Linked DNA regions of Mus musculus: region 2 is linked to region 1. A link is a loop called in an ENCODE intact Hi-C map of the cell type or tissue named here. Cell type or tissue: left cerebral cortex. All regions are shown on one strand.

Region 1 (5,000 bases):
ACATGAAAGGAAAAATTTCCCCTGAACTGGGCAATGGAAAGATTTTACACACACACACACAAACACACATACACATACATATACATGTACACACAGGCACACACACATGCATATACACACATAGATAGATGCATACCACACATACACACACAAGCACACACATAGACCCACACACAGGCACACATACATACACAGATGTATACACACAAACACAAACATGCATATGCATTCATACATACACACAGGCATATACACATAGACACACACACATGGACACATACATAGATACATACACATACAAACATGCATACACATTCACCCACATATACATGCACACACACACAGGCACATGCATGCACATACACACATACATGTATGCATACACACACATACAAACACAAGCATGCATATGCACACACAGAGATATAAGAGCTTGGGACAACAGAACAACTCTCCACTTTATTTTTGCTTCTCTGAGCACCAAGTCCAAGGGCTGTCCCACCCAGAACTCTGAGCACTGTGCCAAAGGCACACTGATGAGGCCATGGTGCTGAGGTTTGCCAGTCCTGGGTCTGGGCACCAAGACCATGAGCCAAGATGAGGCACTGTGAATTCACCTAAAGGCGACCTAGAAGAAGCAGGCTTTCCACTGCTGCTGCTACCAATGCTGCTGGTAAGGAACAGTGGGAGGAGGAAGCACACTAAGAGTGAGAAGGCTCTCAGACATGGTGGCACATATCTGTAATCCCAGCACTCGAGAAGTGGAGGCAGAAGGATCATGAGTTCAAGGCCAGCCTCCGGTACATATATAGTTCAAAGTCAGCCTAGTTCACATGAGAGCCTCCTCCCAAAAACAAACATGGAAAGAAATCAGGGAGGGAGGGAAGGAGGGAGGGGGGACATGTGCTGGTTAGTTATTTTGGTCAAGTTGACACAAACCAGGGTCATTTGGGAAAAGGGGCCTTCAATTGAGAAAATGCCTCCATAAGACTAATAGTAAGTCTGTGGGCATTTTCTTGATTAATGATTAACGTGGGAGGGCCCAGCTCATTGTGGGCAGTGCCACCTCTGGACAAGTCAGCCTGGGTTATATAAGACCAAGACATAGGGACAAACCACTAAGCAGCATTCCTCTGTGACCCCTGCTTCTGCTTGTCCACAGGTTCTTGCCCTGAGTTCCTGTCCTGATTCCCTGTCATAGCGGACTGTAACCTATAAGCTAAAATAGACCCTTTCCTTCCCAAGCTGCTTCTGGCCATGGTGTTTATGACAGCAAAGAAGAGCAAACTAGAATAGGAGGGAAATGATTCCATGTTCTGTGGTTTGTTTCCTTGGTTGGTTGGTTGGTTGGTTGGCTGGTTAGTTGGTTGGTTGGTTGGTTGGTTGGTTGGTTGGTTGGTTTTGCTGTTGTTTCTCAGAATCAGACCCCAAGGAGGAATCCCTATGACAGGGAGTGAGTGTATTCATTGTTGTTCACAGGAAAGAGTGGTTGAGAACTGCAGAAGCCAGCTAAGACCCAAAAGCAAGCCGAGTGAGGGAAGCAAGACCCTCAAAGATCCTTGGGAGTTAACCATGTAATGACAAAGAAACTTAATGATAAACAAAGAACATCACGCCTCACTCAGTGTCCTAGTGAGGAGCCTAGGAGGTGAGCTAACTAATGTTCTCCTCAAGACCCATTAGTTGTCAGTCAGGGGCTGCCCCAGAGAGATGTGCACTTACAGCCAGTCCTTGCTCTGAACATGTAACAGCTGAGCAGCGCAAAGGTCAGCCTCCAGTGGAGGTAGGGGGTGACTTACAGCTCAGAGCCAAGTACTCGGGGCTCTAATGTGCCACAATAGGACTGTGGAGAGAGAGCTGGTCAGTAAGTATAACTCAGAAATCACAGCTGCCTCCCTTTGCCCTTCCTCCCGTGGCATCGCGCTAACAATACTATCACAGAGAACTTGCTTTGCTGAAGTTGGGAGTAGACAAACCAGCACTCCACAGCCCTGTTTCCTCCCTGGGGCTCTGCTTTCTCCCCCCCCCCCCCAGGAATAACGTGTCCCTACCTAGAGCTCTGGGAACCTCGCTTCTCTGTGATCCTTAGCCCAACACTAGCCCCAGTAGATCACCCCTGTAAAAGCCAACAGACCCCCCTCTGCAGGCCCCAAAACAGTCTCCTTAATGCCAGCATATGTTATAAGAGCGGTTGAGAGTGGGACCTAGCTCCCACTGGACGGCTATCAACCATCAAGTAGAGGACAGAGAATGGTCTGGACTCAGAAGGAGTGAGGCAGAGAAATGACTCACTATATGGAGCAAGTAACAACCTAATTCCCTCCACAGCTTCTCAGCCCCACTCCCAGCAGGCACATACTCTGGGAAGGTGTCCCCAGACGCCTCTGCCCGGCCCGGGAGCTGCCTCATCCTTTCTCCACCACACCTCGCCCCCAGAGCCAGACGTGGAAAGGAGTGAAAACGTGGGGCTATATTTGAAATGAATTGATGGTTCTATTTCTCCCGCTCTGATCTAGCCTGCTAATTCCCAAACACTCTGCCTGTACTGTTTCTTTCTAACCCCCCTTTGTTCTTCTGTGACTCTCTGGCTAGAAACAGCGCTCTGGAAAGCAGGGTTCAGTAAACCTCTCCACAACTCTTGGATGACCTTTGACAAGGAGGTAGCTCTAGAGCTTCAAAACAGAGGTTCTTTCAGAAAAGGATGGAATGAGGGACGTCTCTGGGTGACTAGTGCCTCCCCCATGAAGATTAATCAACGACAGCTCCCTCTGTGGTGACTCTTCCTGCAGCCTCCTGCACCTGCCCAGTATGTTTTTCCAGGAATGGCGTTCTGATTGCCCAGAGGGGAACCGCTCAAGCTGGTGTCACCCCCTAGCAAGTTTCCCGTTGTGTAGAGGGGTTGCACAAGTACACACATGCACACAACAGACTCACGCAGAGCACACATGAACTCAAATCGCAAGCCTGCACACATGCCTGCACAGTGCATCCCCGTAGGGTCTGCCTCTGCTGCCCCATCGCTCAGAGTGGGGTTCCCGACAGTCACCGAGGGCACTTACCCGGAATGGGAGGCGCAGGGCGACTGGGTGCCGGCGGGGCGGGGGTCGCTGGCGGCGGCGGCGGGCGCAGGACCGGCGCGGCTGGCATGGTTGGCGGCCTGGCTGCAGGTGGCAGCTCTTGGACGTGGCCCGACGGCGGCCAAGCGGGCGCAGGAAGGCGCCGGGACTACTCGCTGCACAGAGCGATCCAGGTCTCCTCTTCCTTTAGGTTGCTGCTGGCGGCAGCCACGGCGCAAGGACAGTCTCCTCAGCGCGAGCTTGACAACCGCGCTGCCGCCGCCGCCCCGCCCCGCCCCTCCCCGCCTCGCCCCGCCTCGCCCTAGGCCACCCGGGGGCGGTGGAGTTGGCAGTGAACTTGAGCAAGCAGGGCGCTCCAGGAGAGCTAGCTGGACAGCCAGTACCCCACAGGATCTCTTCTCTCTCTCTCTCTCTCTCTCTCTCTCTCTCTCTCTCTCTCTCTCTCTCATATCTCTCTCTCTCATATCTCTCTCTCTCATATATCTCCTTCCTACCTCCTTTCTCTCTCCTTCCTTCCCTCCTTCCTTCCCTATTCCCTCTGCCAAGGCTGTTCCAGCTAAGGGACTAGGGGACTGGTTTTGACTTGAGGCTCTACAGTGCTCTCAGTGGGTGACTCCCAAGTCAAGGAGGTCTGGAACCCCAGCAACCCTGCCTCTCCCTGCAGCACAGAGGCCAAACTGTAGGTACGCCACCAAAACGTTCTTTTTGCACCCAGAATCAAAGTTAGGACACAGTGGTTCCAACCCAGGAGGGGAAGAGAGTCAAATAGACGGAGCTTTAGGGATCAGATGCTGAGTCTCCTGCCTTGTGTGGCAGAAGTCAAGCAACACCTGATGGTGGATAACCATCGTTTCCCTGTAGTTTGGCTTAACACACTCGGCAGTAGGGGTCTTGAGCTCTCAGCTCAAGACAACACACCACAGTGCATTTATCCCACACGTTGCTGCATGCTGTGGGGAAAACTAACTGTTCACATATTCACAACCCCCCCACCTTATTAACAGAACACCAATTTTAGCTGAAGACATTGCAACCCTCAATAAAGACTGCATTTCCCAGCTGCCCTGGTGCCAAAACTAACCAATAAGAAAAGGTCTTGGCCAGTGAAATATAACTGGGAAGCTTTGTGTGAGACTCTCAAAATGGTTTTGAGGCTCATAGATGCTTTCCGTGGTCCCGTTCCACCTCCTGCCTCACCTGGCATTCAAATATGGTATCTATAGTATGTTAGATTACAGGAGTAATTTCTCGTTCCATCTTTTAATAGACTTAGACCACCTACCTGTATTAGATAGTCTCATTACTGTGACAAAACACATAAGCTAACCAGTAGCCAATTTTTTAAATTATTTTTTATTATTTTAAATTATGTGCACAAGTATGTGTTGGGAGGTGCACATTGGTGTAGGTGCCCACAGATTTTTGCAGAGGATGTCCAAGCCCCTGGAGCCTGAGTTATAACAACCAACTTGTGAGCCATCTCTTGTGGGTCTGAGAACCAAATTCAAGTCCTCTCCAACACAAGGGAGTACTCTTAAGCACTAAGCCATCTCCCTAGCTCCCTGAGTTCATGCTTTAAATGGAAGAAATATTTGTTTGGATCATAGTCTCAGAGGTTTCAATTCATGCTTGCTTGGCCCTGGTGGTGGTGCAGCATGTCATGACAAGAACACAAGAAGGAAGAGATTTATTTATTAGATCTTGACGGCCAAGAAGCAAAGACAAGAAAGTGCTGGGGCCCCGGTATCACTTCAAGGGTGTGATGCCAGTGACCTAACTTCCTCCCACTAATTGGCATACCCAAATGGCCTGCCACCACAGGCTAGAGAGTAGGCCTTCAACCCCTAGGCTTCTGGGGAAGATCCAAGATCCAAATCACAACCACACCCTTTGTCCCTTCAAACCACAGTATTTCTCTGCATC
Region 2 (5,000 bases), 130 kb after region 1:
AGGGTATATTATAGTAGATACCAATGAAATCCAAAGGATCATTAGGGAATGCTTTAAACTTTTCAGCTCCAAAAGACTTGAAAATTTATACAAAATAAATTCCTGGGGACAGAAAGATTCCTTACCAAGACAAAATGAAGGAGATATAAGCAATTGTAAAAAGATCTATAATGTTCACTGAGATTCAAATAGCAACTAATTAAGAGTCTGTCAACAAAGAAAAATCCAAGACTGAACATATTTACTACTGAATTTTCCCAAATGTTTAAAGGCTAATATACCACCTGGGTGGTGGTGACTCACAACTTTGATCTCATCACTTGGGAGGCAGAGGCAGGTGGATCCCTGTGAGTTTGAGGCCAGACTGGTCTACAGAGCTAGTTCCAGGGCAGCTAGTACTATACAGAGAAGCCAAGTCTCAAAAAAAAGGGCCGTGGGGGTAGCTAACAAACACACCAATGCTCCTCAAACTGCTCCCTAAATGTGTAGGGAAGCAACACTCCCAAACTCATTCTATGAAACTGGTATTACTCTGATTCCAAAAGTAGATAAAGACCCAAAGAAAACTAGGCACAAATTTCCCTGACATAGATTCATACTTTCTCAATAAAACATTTGCAAACTGAACCAATAAATTAAGAAGATAACCAAGCCGGGCGGTGGTGGCATATGCCTTTAATCCCAGCACTTGGGAGGCAGAGGCAGGTGAATTTCTGAGGTCGAGGCCAGCCTGGTCTATAGTGTGAGTTCCAGGACAGCCAGGGCTACACAGAGAAACCCTGTCTGTCTCGAAAAACCAAAAAAGAAAGAAGAAGAAGAAGAAGAAGAAGAAGAAGAAGAAGAAGAAGAAGAAGAAGAAGAAGAAGAAGAAGAAGAAGATGATGATGATGATGATGATGATAACCAAGTTGGTTTCACCCCAGAAATGCAAAGACAGTTCAACATACCCAACAGAAGAGGGTGGAGAGATGGCTCAGTGGTTAAAAGCACTGAGTGCTCTTTCAGAGGTCCTGAGTTCAATTCCCAGCAACCACACATGGTGGCTCACAACCATCTGTAATGGGATCTGATGTCTTCTTCTGGTGTGTCTGAAGGCAGTGACAGAGTGCTCACATACATTAAATAAATCTTTAAAAAAAAAAGCACACAAACTTAACACTGGAAATCCTATGATTGCCTCAACCAATGCAGAAAACAGCTTAGATAAAATTCAATATCCATTTTGGTTTTTAAAAAGCCCTAAAGAGTAAGAATGGACATTGCATATCATAAAAGCTATTATAATATTGTTCTAAGTGAGGGGAAATTGAGAATCACTTCTCTAAAATCTGGAATAATAGGTTGTCCATTCTGTCTGCTTGCATTCAACATAGTATCCAAAGCCTTAACTAGAGTGATAAGGAGAGAGAGAGAGACAGAGAGAGAGAGAGAGAGAGAGAGAGATTACAAATGGGGGAAAAAAAGAATCATAATATCCTGTTTGTAAGCAACATTATCTTATACTTTAAAAAACTATGCCTGAAAACTCATACCTGATAAATATTCTCAGCAATGTAGGATACAAAAATCAACATACAAATGTAGTAGCTTTTCTACATAACAATAGTGAACTTGCAAAGAAAGAAACTGGGTTGGGGGATGGAGGTAAATCCATCCACAATGCTTCAAAACTATAAAATAAAACACTTAAGAATAAACTTAACCAAGGAGGTAAAAGACCTTTATAATGAAAACCTCAAAACCCTGAAGAAAATACTAGAAGATGGAGAGGCCTCCCATGACCATAGATCGAAGGAACAGTGAATAATACTGAAAACAGCCCACAGGTTCAGTGCAATCCTAACCAAAGCCCCAACATACTTCACAGAGAAAAATCCACAGGTTTATATGGAAGCACAAAAGACCCTGAATAGCCAGAGCAACTGTTAGCAGAATAAACAGTGGCATAATATCATCACAATACCTGGACCTAAAATATATTACAGAGCCATTGTAACAAAACAATATGGTACTGGCCCAGAAACAGACACACAGACCAACTGACTAGATCAGGGCACTCATCAACCAACACACACAGCTGTAGGAACCTAGTTCCTGGAAAACATGTCAAAATGTACTTTGGGAACAAAAGTTGCACAAATGACGCTGGGGGAACTGTGTATTCACATGTGGAACTGTGTATTCACATGTAGATCCATGAAACTAGACCTCCTTCTCTCAGTCTGAAAAAGAAAAAAATCAATTCAAAATAGATCAGTCACAGGTTACCATAAGCCCCGACACTCTGAAAGGCAAGGACTCTCTGAAAAGGGCTCCAACATCTAAGGATATAATTGCACTCACTGACAACTAGGATTGCAGGAAATTGAAACGCATGTGTGATCAGTGCCCAAGAAGGCCAGGAGAGGGCGCCAGAATCCCAGAAAGTGGAATTAGGGACATTGTGAACCACCAGGTGAGACAGGGGAACCACCCCAGGTCCTCTGCTAGAGCAGGAAGTGGGAGTAACCTAGTGGGAGTAACCTAGCTACTAGTATCTACTCCCTAGCTACTAGTAACTACTAGGTTACTCTCTAGCTCCCAAAACTCCAGAATTACAAATGGCCGATAAATGTGTTTAATGCGTTCAACATTCTTAGACAACAGGAAAATGCAAATTAAAACTACATTGATATCCCATTTCCCTCCAGCCAGAATATGTATCTTCAGGAAAATACTTGACAAGAACTGGAAAGGCTATGGGTGGGGTTAGAGGGACCCTTAATGTGCTAGCAGTGCCCCTGTACACTGGTGGTACAGCCATTGCAGCAATCAGTGCAGACGTCTCTCAAAAAGACTAACGGGAGAACTACCTCATGAACCAGATACTCGATGGCACCGACCTGAAGGAGCCAAAGCCAGAGAACCAGAGAGACTCGCACATTCATACTCATTGCTGCAGTATTCAGTGTTCAAGATGTAGAATCAGCCTCCACACTCATCAAGAGGAAAATAAAGAAACTGTGGCATATATACACAATTACTCATGCATAAAGAATCAAACTGCATGATTTGAATGTAGAACTTGGGAATCATCAAGTAAAATAAAATTAGCCAGACTCAGAAAGGCAAATCTTGTTTCCTCTCACATGTACAATCTAAAATTTCCCCCTTCTCTCTCTCTCTCTCTCTCTCTCTCTCTCTCTCTCTCTCTCTCTCTCACACACACACACACACACACACACACACACACACACACGGGGGGGGGGAGAAGGGAGGGAGGGAGAAGAGAGCGAGCAAGCAGGCATTTTGGTGAGAGGGAGGGGGGAGGTATGAGCAAAACACAATGACGTATTTGTATGAAACACTCTTAAGCCCGCCCACTGTGTACACTAAAATTTCATGAAATACTGAAATGAACTATTTTCTCATATGTAGAATCTAGATTTCTGTACCTATGAATGATGTGAAACACGGGGGACAGTTTGAAGGGAGCAGAGACAACCAAGGGGGAGGCAAGTACAAAGTACAGTAATAGTCATGTCATCGTGAAACCCTTTATTTTGTAGAGATTTTCTTAAACAATTTTTTTAAGATACAAAAAGGGGGGGGGACGGAATTCGCCCTGCAATCCTACAAAAGAGCCCCGATAGAAAAACAGTTTTAAATATTCCTGCTCCCTCTACAAGAAGGTACTTTCTAGAAAGCACCAAAGAGGTTGTAGATGCCAGCAGTGTAATAGCCTTTCCTCAAAATCAAAAAGGTGCCTTGCACGGGAAAAGCTGAACACTGGGTAGCTGGGGATAAATCCGGGTGTAAGGGACCGCAGAGCCTCTGGCTTTCCACTCATCCTCTCTAGCTAAAGATGCAGTGATTGCGACAGTGCTAACTGAGCTGAAGCGGGTCCCCAGGCTGCAGAGCTCACGGACTCCCTTGCCCTCCTTTCTAAATTTTGCTTTTTCTTTTTTTCCAAGTTGCACATCTCCCTAAGAACTATCCCCAGGCAGCCTCTCTCTTGCCTGCCTCGGTGAAACGCCCCCAGCAGAGAGCAGAGTCCCCCCCAGCGGGGCCCGCGAGCCCTCCGCGGCGGGTTACAAGTGCGCAGAGCCCGCGAGTGCAAGAGTGCGGGGGTTGGGGGCCCGAGGACGAACCGGGCTGAGCCGGGCCGAGCAGCAGGCTGAACCCGCGCTCCTGAGCAAACCGCCCCGCGACTCGGGTCGGCGGCGGAGGGTGGGCCGCGGAGGCCGCAGGGATGGAGGACCGAGGCCTCCCCCTCCAGGGGGCAGCCCGCGCCCCGCGCTCCCCGCCGATGCCGCGCCGTCATCCCCGCGCGGCTCCGCACACCTCGAGCCAAGCTGTGCGGCGAGGCGCGTCCGCCGCGGTGTGGCCCGGAGGCCCCTCCGGGGGGTGGGGGAGGATGGGGGTGGGGGTCCCCGCAGGGAAAGCTCCGCCGGGCACCGCTGCCCGCCCGGGCCGTGTCGCCCCGCGCGCCTTCCCGCGCCAGGCCGCGGTCGAGGGAGGGAGAAGGGGGGAGGGCAGACAACCCCGCGGGGCCTCGGGGACTCGGGGCCCGCAAAGCCCCAGACGCCCCCCCCCCAACCCCCGCCAGCTACGCACCTTGCCGCGCGCGGGTCCCACATGGCCGGGACTCGCCGCCGCCGCCTCGGGATGCGCGCAGGTGACACCGAGGCCCCGCGTTCCGAGGCCGGGGCCAGGCGGAAAGCTGCTTCCCGCGGCTCGTGCGGGACCGGCTGCGGGAGCGCCGCGCAGGCCGAGTCCGTGCTCCCACGCGGCTGCGGGGGCCCGAGAGCCGTCACGTATCGCCTCGCGGCGGGAGACGAAGGTGTCGCCTTTGCTCCGAGGAGAGTGTCGCGTCCCGCACCGCCGCGCGGGAGAGGCCCGCGGCGTGGCGGCCCGGCCTCCGGGGCCGAAAGCTTCGCGCCGGGCGCGCGGGACCGCGGCGTGGGGCCCCGTCTCGAGCTGCGTCTCCTCGGAGGCCAGCGGCGGCCCGCGGTCGTGGA

Evidence for each region. Peaks named below come from ENCODE experiments on the same cell type or tissue, not always from the same donor. Only the 100,000 strongest peaks of a DNase experiment are listed, where the experiment ranks them.
Region 2: a loop joins it to region 1, with 2.3 times the contacts of the local background. A loop is called at or near these places in 1 of 42 quality-filtered maps.

Annotation. Positions count from the first base shown.
Region 1 is chr9:111,437,412-111,442,411 of GRCm38, reverse strand. It overlaps Dclk3 (doublecortin-like kinase 3), which reads right to left and starts at 3,331. Exons shown (of 5, transcript NM_172928.5): 1 at 3,060-3,331. The coding sequence starts at 3,147. In left cerebral cortex, a CTCF peak has its summit at 2,735; DNase peaks (open chromatin) are centred at 657, 2,408, 2,745 and 3,250; H3K4me3 peaks cover 3,629 bases; H3K27ac peaks cover 1,619 bases.
Region 2 is chr9:111,311,848-111,316,847 of GRCm38, reverse strand. It overlaps Trank1 (tetratricopeptide repeat and ankyrin repeat containing 1), which reads right to left. Exons shown (of 22, transcript NM_001164659.1): 1 at 4,597-5,000. Among named protein-coding and RNA genes, the nearest start is that of Trank1, 2.6 kb to the right of the region's middle. In left cerebral cortex, CTCF peaks have their summits at 2,412 (motif pointing right) and 4,000; DNase peaks (open chromatin) are centred at 3,352, 3,821, 4,109, 4,782 and 2 more places; H3K4me3 peaks cover 2,233 bases; H3K27ac peaks cover 2,057 bases.